3 separate regions of the Homo sapiens genome follow, and all the other regions are linked to region 1. Evidence: chromatin loops called from intact Hi-C (ENCODE). Cell type or tissue: heart left ventricle. All regions are shown on one strand.

Region 1 (2,500 bases):
GGATCCACACTGGGCTTCAGAATTGTGCTTAGAGGGGCCAGGGTTTAGATTGTTAGGATTTACAATCAGCATCAAATTGGGAAGAGAATGTCGAGGATGTAGGTCAATATCAGTCAAGTTCATTTAGACCTCCCCCGACCCAAATATATACTTGCCACTTTGCTACAAAAGACAAGGTTAGGGGCTACAAGGTGACACCCGAGACTTCTTTAGTGGATATTTAGAGTTCGCCCATTCTCCAGAGATAAGAAAGAAGGATTCTCCAAAACCCAGACCCTTAGACCTCAAGCGAAGGTCTTGGAATAGACAGTACCCACATTCCTGCTGTCCTTTGCTTCTTGTGGAAGTTAATTTTGTGCTTGTTTAACATTTTTAATTGGCCCAACATGCTCCTGCAAGGCATTTTTCAGTCATTCTGTGTTTGACTTCACCTGGTTATGATTGTTTCCTGTTTTGGGTTTTTGACGTCGTCATTTTATCTTGTTTTCATGAGAGTATCATTCCCTGCTCACTGAGAGCCATTTGATTTTTCAGCAGCTTAGGTGGCAGATCTTGAAGACGGTTGCGTCTTCACCTTGGGGAGTGTCTTTCAGTGATTCGTGGTTGGGTAGGGTGGAACCTCCACCCGCCGGCTTCCCAAACTGATATGTTGGCTTTTCTGAACCTCCAAAGTTGCTAAGATACAGTGTGTCTTTGGACCCCTTCCAGGCTGTTTCCTTCCACACTCACAGCTTTGACGGAATATTTCCTCTGCCTGATATCGTTAGAAAGGTGACATGCCAAACCAAAGTTAGAGCCGTTACAAGACATTTCTTTGAGTGCAGTTTCCTTGGTTCACCCGTTCATCTGCTGTGCTGGAAGAAAAAAGTGAAATCAAAAAAGCTCTATTAAATAGATGTGCCAAGGAACGAGGAAAAAAAAGAAAAGTTTCTTCAACTTTTATATGCTCAGAATTGTCTCACAAGCATATTTTTGTTCCTTTCCTCTATTTAAAAATTGATAACCTAGAAAGTCAGGAGCAGGCTAGGAATCGTTTGTGGCACAAAAGTGGCACCTACTGGTAAGCCTTGGCTTAAATTTGAAGTTTAGATTTGTGCATGACCTTGACCAAAGTTATATCCTCCTGAGAATGCTTCCTAATGATTTTCTATGTCTGGAAGGGCAAACCCTCTTTAGATGTATAAATATTAAAAAGCACTTCTTAGGCATGAGGGCACTGGTTTCAGGGCTACAGAATGACTTTTTCAGCTTGTAATTAAAAACATGTACTGGATAACTAACCAGCAGCAGTATTTGCTTAAAGGAGCAAATGATTTAAAACTGATTGGGTTGCACACCAAAGTGGAGTGACCCATGGTGGCTGTTCTTACCTCTGGTTTCTCGAGGCATCCACCCAGCTCCCCGAGGTTCCTCAAGTCACTGGGTTCTTGAAACCCACAGCCTTCCTTTCCTTGCGTGTTTGGAGTTTTTGCTTTATCCTGGTATCCACGTTTTGTTTTTCATATCTTTACTCTGTATCTGAATATTTATTCCACGTTTTGGTTTTCATGTCTTTACTCTGTATCTGAATCTACAGAACTCACACTCAAGAAAAACCATGGCTCCCCCTGTTACAGTGCACACTCAAGTTTCATAAGAGACCCCAACACTGGCTGCACTCAGCAGGTCAAACAATCATTTTCAAAGGACCATAAGATTTTTTAAGAAACAGACTGTCCTACATATTTGAAATCTTTTTTTTTTTTTTTTCTATTTTAAAGGCAGATTCCACTGAATGCTGCAAAAGTAACAGAAATGATTAGGAACAGAGTTGTGACCTATCCAATTTCAAAAAAGAAAGGGAAGGGGTGAGATCTACCCCCTCCTAAGTGGTAACAGGCCCTTTCTGTTCATCTTCTCATCTAATTGTCTAAACAATCCTACATCACAAGATACTGTCATCAACTGCATTTTGCAGATGGGAACACTGAGACCTAGAGATTGTCTAGTGTGATATAACAATTAAGTGATCATTTTAGGAATCTTTCTCATTTTAAAATCAATATTGTACTCCTGGTGGTATAAATAAAGATGACCTTTGTTTATTCATTTACTCATCCATTCATTCCAAATATTCATTAAGCACCATGCATGAGCAGGCACCGTGCCGGGGGCTGGGGATGCAGCGCAGAGAAGAGCAGCCGGGAGCTCCGCTCCTCTGGAGTTTTCTCTCTGGTATCACTCCGAGAGTCTCCACATCCCAATTTGCTCTCTGCTCTGAGGGTCTTTTTTTAACCCCTAGGGGAGAAGTTGACAGATTGTGAACATCAATAGTTATTGAATTGGTTTTGTCCCAAGGCTTCTTAAAAACAGTTTTCAACGAGTGCCAAGCCCTAACTGTCTCCCAAATCCTACTGAAAGAAATCAGAGCAGGTTATGTTTTCATTGTCTAGCCACCCTTGGCCATGAGGCGCTGCATCCGGCTTTTTCTCTGGGGCCCATTTTTCGCCACAACTCTTCA
Region 2 (2,500 bases), 300 kb before region 1:
ACTTAGAGAAGCTCAACTGAGTGACTTCTGCCTCCCCTCAGGCACTGACTCCTACAAGCAGACAATTACTGGTGTCAGCAAGCATGTGCCTGTGGCTCGCTGCATGATTAGCCGTTAATATTTGGTTTTGAACTCCATCAGAGATAAGCTGTTCTTGCAGCATATCAAACCAGGCAATCTAATGCAAAGGATGCTATGGTCAGAATAAAGAGTTGCTCATTTTCCAAGAGATAAGTAGGTAGATAGATTGATAGATAGATAAATAGATAGATGGATACATAGATATAGGTAGAGATACAGCTATAGATTTAGATACAGATACAGATATAGATATATAGAAATAGAGATTTTTTAATAGACTAGTTTTTAGAATTCACGGATTCTTGTTGAGGGTGAAAAAGAAAAAGGGATACAGATCATGACGTCAGGAGATCGAGACCATCCTGGCCAACATGGTGAAACCCCATCTCTACTAAAAATACAAAAATTAGCTGGGCGTGGAGGTGCACGCCTGTAGTCCCAGCTACTAGGCAGGCAGCTGAGGCAGGATAATTGCTTGAACCCGGGACAAGGAGACTGCAGTGAGCCGAGATTGCGCCACTGCACTCCAGCCTGGCCATAGAGTGAGACTCTGTCTCAAAAAACAAAACAAAACAAAACAAACAAAAAAAAACAACTTTTGAGCTAAGTTCTCAAATATGTTTCTACTTCAATTTTAGGTCTCTTTCTCCTAAATATCAGAAAATGTCTTTGTCCAATATGAGTAGTCACGGAGAAATGAGGCAGTTTATTGGTAGTGAGAGTGTGATGAGGCAACCAACTACAAAAACCCTCTTTGGAGCTAGAATGATAGTGTTAGATTTCTATATCCCTCAAGGACTTTAACATTATAACCACTATGTCTGTCATTAAATACACCTGAGGTTGTGTATTCAGTGATTATAACCCTATTGGCATGCTTTTAAAAAAATTAAGGCTATTTTTTAGTCTGTGCCTGAAAACCACATTTTTAGGTCCCACTGTTGGCTAAGGAAAGAGTTAGGAGTTCATTCTTTGCCCAAGGTGCTGGGCTTATTTTATTAAAACATCCTTGCATGGTGACTTTCCTTATATTCAAAGTTCATTCCAGACGCCCAGCCTGATTTGGCCCCTGAGTCCTCATCTAGTGCCACTCTCTCCCTTGCTCACTCTTGTGCAGTCATGTTGGGCTTTTTCTGTTTCTGGAATGTACCGAATTCTCCAGTCTCCCCACCCTTGCACTTGAGGCTAGGTCTTTTCCCGGCTCCTCCTTCATTCATAAGTGCATTCTCAGCAAAACCGCCAGAGGGCGCCTGACACGTGAGCTCTGATCTGTCTTCAATGGCCTCCCATTTCACTCGAGATACAAGCCAAGGCTCTTATATCTAGCAGGAAGGCTGTCCACCATTTGAACTCAGTTTCTTCTCTGACCTCCTCTTCTGCCTACTTTCTTTTGGTTGCACCCCTGGACTTCGCTGTGTGCCTCAAATATGCTGGATATGCTCCCACCTCAAGACCTCTGCTGCTGCTGTTCCCTGTCCTAATAGTCTTCCTCTTAGTGTACACAAGGCTCCCTCCCTCTCTTCCTGCATCCTACTGCAGTTTCAGGTTCTAGACCAAGCATGTAGTAGGTGCTCAAGTAAATATCTATTGAATGAATGAACGAAAGCAGGCATTACTGTTCATGGAGCCCTTTCTGACAACCCTTTATTTAGCAAAATGGGATTTGCACTCTGCTAAGGAACGTGAATCTAATGTAAAAGATGGTGTCCCAGAAGGCTGTGAACTTTAGTGTTCAGACACACTGAGGTATAAATATATGAGTTCCACAGCCCTTCTGACTTTCTGTGCAGCTGACAGTACCTGTTTGATGAGAATTAAGTTTCCTGGGTACTCTGTAATTTAACCAGGACAATTGTTGCAGTGAGACCAGAGATTGTTTCTTTTGCTTTTGCCCATTCTTGTCTTATATATCTCATTGCATCTTATATCAGTACAATATTGGTAAATACTAGCACAAATAGCAAACTTTCTATGTAGTACACCCGTTAGGCCTCAGTGTGACTTGCCTTCCTCTCCAACAGCAGCCTTGTAAATGGTTTTGGAAAAGACAATCTGTGGATAAATTACTAGTTTTTTTTTTTTTTCCCATGTACTTACTGTGTGACTTTGGGCAAGTTTCTTAATGTCTCTGAATCTCTTCATGTATAAAACAGGGTTTTAAAAAATTCTACTTCATGAAGTCCTCATGTATTCATTTAATAAATATTTCATTGAGCACTTACTATGGTTGAGGCATTATTTAGGTGCTAGGGAAAGAGGGATGTACAGGACAAATAAGATGCCCAACTTTCATTCTATTGGGTGGAGGGAAGGAGGGAAGACAGTAGAGTAGGAAGGAGATGACGAATTCAGTAAGGTATTTTTCATGAGTGATGAGTGTTATCAAAGAAATAGGCCCAGGGAAATGAAATAGAAAGGG
Region 3 (2,500 bases), 190 kb after region 1:
GACACAGTACCAGCAAGATACCCACATTTCTTTACACTAAATGCCAACTTTATCCATGTCCACACTGAAGAGCAGTAAAGAAGCAAGCTCTGAGCCTGGAGATTGGGGGCGGTTATGGGGTGCTTCCCATGATAAAATTAGGAAAACTCCAGGTCACCCTGGTATTAATGGCCTAGTACCCTGGAAGCATAGGTTAAAATGAGAACATTGTCACATGGAAGTGTTCCTCTATCCCACTTGAGAATACACTAAGCCCTCAAGGGGAAATTAAGGAGACTGCACACACATGGACTGTAGATGGTCTTGAATAACTATCCTGCTTACAAAAACAGGATCGGAGTGGGAGCTCTCGTACTGGCTAAATGAAGCAACAGTTGTTTAGCATGGTGGGAAATGAATTTTCTAATAGCATAAGAAGCATAAGTCCAATTAGAAGTAGCTAAGAACCATGATGTGTTAGAACACTGAGTTTGATGTTAGATTCTTTCCAGTTCACTAAAGTGGAAAGACACTAGAGAAGGTAAGCGTCTTGCTAGGATTTTTGTCATTCCTTTGATCTAGGAGGCCAGCTCCATAGCCCCCTCCTCATTTCTCTTTGTGCTTCTTCTACTAAAGCAACAACCCAGCACACAAGTACTACTTGGCAGTGGACCCCGTGTCCGGCTCGCTCTACGTGTCCGACACCAACAGCAGGAGAATCTACCGCGTCAAGTCTCTGAGTGGAACCAAAGACCTGGCTGGGAATTCGGAAGTTGTGGCAGGGACGGGAGAGCAGTGTCTACCCTTTGATGAAGCCCGCTGCGGGGATGGAGGGAAGGCCATAGATGCAACCCTGATGAGCCCGAGAGGTAAAGGACATCAAGGAAGAGTCTCCCGCCCCAGATAAAGCTTTGCCACCAGCTTGGCTTTCTTCTCATCAGAACTTAACTAAGTCCAGCAGTCCAAAACACAGCTTTCCCTGTAATCATTTAACTCAGATAGATTGCTTTGGTGTGTGGATGGGTGTTTAAAAAGAAAACCAGTCATGAGGTCAGGAGATGGAGACTATCCTGGCTAACATGGTGAAACCCCATCTCTACTAAAAATTACAAAAAATTAGCCGGGCGTGGCGGTGGGCGCCTGTAGTCCCAGCTACTCAGGAGGCTGAGGCAGGAGAATGGCGTGAACCCGGGAGGCGGAGCTTGCAGTGAGCCGAGATCGCGCCACTGCACTCCAGCCTGGGCAACAGAGCGAGACTCCGTCTCAAAAAAGAAAAAGAAAACCTTATTTATTTATTTGAAGAAAACTTTATCATGCACATAGGCTCCAAGTGGAAAGTGAAGGGGATTGCGCCTGGAGATTTCTGACTGCTGCCAGTCAGGAGAATCAGAGGAAATCCTGGCTCCATGGGCCACAGTGCCAGCTGTGTGGGCTGGAGACAGAACAAAGCCCAGCGAGGGGCCTCTGGCCACGCCCAGACTTCCGTGGTAGACAGCAAATGTGTATGAAGTCGAAAGTGCAGTGCCTCACATGTTGTAAATGCCCAATAAATGGTAGTAATTAAGAATGGGTATAATTTCCAGGGGTCCAGGATGGAGGAGTTCTGGGAACCCATGGGTCTCTATTTGAAAAGGACTAAAAATACTTAACATTAAGGAGCAGTCATCTGAGAGTCCAATTCCTGTTAGCATTTTTAGCTACTGTGAAAGCAGCAGGGCAGCATGGATTAAGGAGGCAAAGCCTTGTACTTGGGCACTGGGGCAAAGACACAAAATAAATAGAAGCCATATCTGTGCCTTTCCAGCCCTGCTGCAACAGGGGAATGCTAGGCCCCAGTGTCCCCCTGGGGCATTGAAGTGCTGATTGGAGTCAAGCTTAACTGGGAATACTTCCTGAAGCATACACCTTGAATTAGGAGTTTGTAACTACAAGAATCATCATTTCTCAGCATTACTGCTGCAATCGGTTGTGAAGTATATTCAAGTAACTTACTACTAATAATGTTTAGGGTAATGAACTTAGGAAATAACTTCTTTTCTAAGGAGAGCAGATGCAAAGTTATTTCCTGCTTCATTCATTTGCGGCCTTGGTTCATTTGCAGTCCAAGGAGCATGCTTTCGTCAGTTGCAGGGAAGAAGGTGGTGATATAGCCAGCACCCTAGGAACTATACAAATCCCAGCACAGTGCCCATGGGAAAGGATCTTGCGTTAGAAGGCTGAGAACCACTGCTCTGAGGGTACTAATCAATTCCAGTAAGGTCTCTGGTCTAAGCAGAGTGCTCAGCAAGGCATCTCATCTCCCACCTCCACCCCGCAATCCTACACCTTTCCAAGAGATAAATCCACACCGCTTGTCTTGCTCAGGTATTGCAGTAGACAAGAATGGGCTCATGTACTTTGTCGATGCCACCATGATCCGGAAGGTTGACCAGAATGGAATCATCTCCACCCTGCTGGGCTCCAATGACCTCACTGCCGTCCGGCCGCTGAGCTGTGATTCCAGCATGGATGTAGCCCAGGT

Evidence for each region. Hi-C counts contacts between places; a loop is a spot of excess contacts. Peaks named below come from ENCODE experiments on the same cell type or tissue, not always from the same donor. Only the 100,000 strongest peaks of a DNase experiment are listed, where the experiment ranks them.
Region 2: a loop joins it to region 1, with 9 times the contacts of the local background. A loop is called at or near these places in 37 of 110 quality-filtered maps.
Region 3: a loop joins it to region 1, with 5 times the contacts of the local background. A loop is called at or near these places in 3 of 110 quality-filtered maps.

The regions. Positions count from the first base shown.
Region 1 is chr5:168,020,043-168,022,542 of GRCh38, forward strand. All of the region lies in intron 7 of TENM2 (teneurin transmembrane protein 2), which reads left to right. Among named protein-coding and RNA genes, the nearest start is that of TENM2-AS3, 68 kb to the left of the region's middle. In heart left ventricle, a CTCF peak has its summit at 1,072 (motif pointing left); no DNase peak of the experiment used is centred here; H3K27ac peaks cover 1,892 bases.
Region 2 is chr5:167,722,138-167,724,637 of GRCh38, forward strand. All of the region lies in intron 4 of TENM2 (teneurin transmembrane protein 2), which reads left to right. Among named protein-coding and RNA genes, the nearest start is that of TENM2-AS4, 63 kb to the left of the region's middle. In heart left ventricle, CTCF peaks have their summits at 1,329 (motif pointing right) and 1,536; a DNase peak (open chromatin) is centred at 1,324.
Region 3 is chr5:168,214,425-168,216,924 of GRCh38, forward strand. It overlaps TENM2 (teneurin transmembrane protein 2), which reads left to right. Exons shown (of 31, transcript NM_001395460.1): 23 at 616-848; 24 at 2,344-2,498. Among named protein-coding and RNA genes, the nearest start is that of TENM2-AS1, 17 kb to the right of the region's middle. In heart left ventricle, no CTCF peak of the experiment used is centred here; a DNase peak (open chromatin) is centred at 1,428.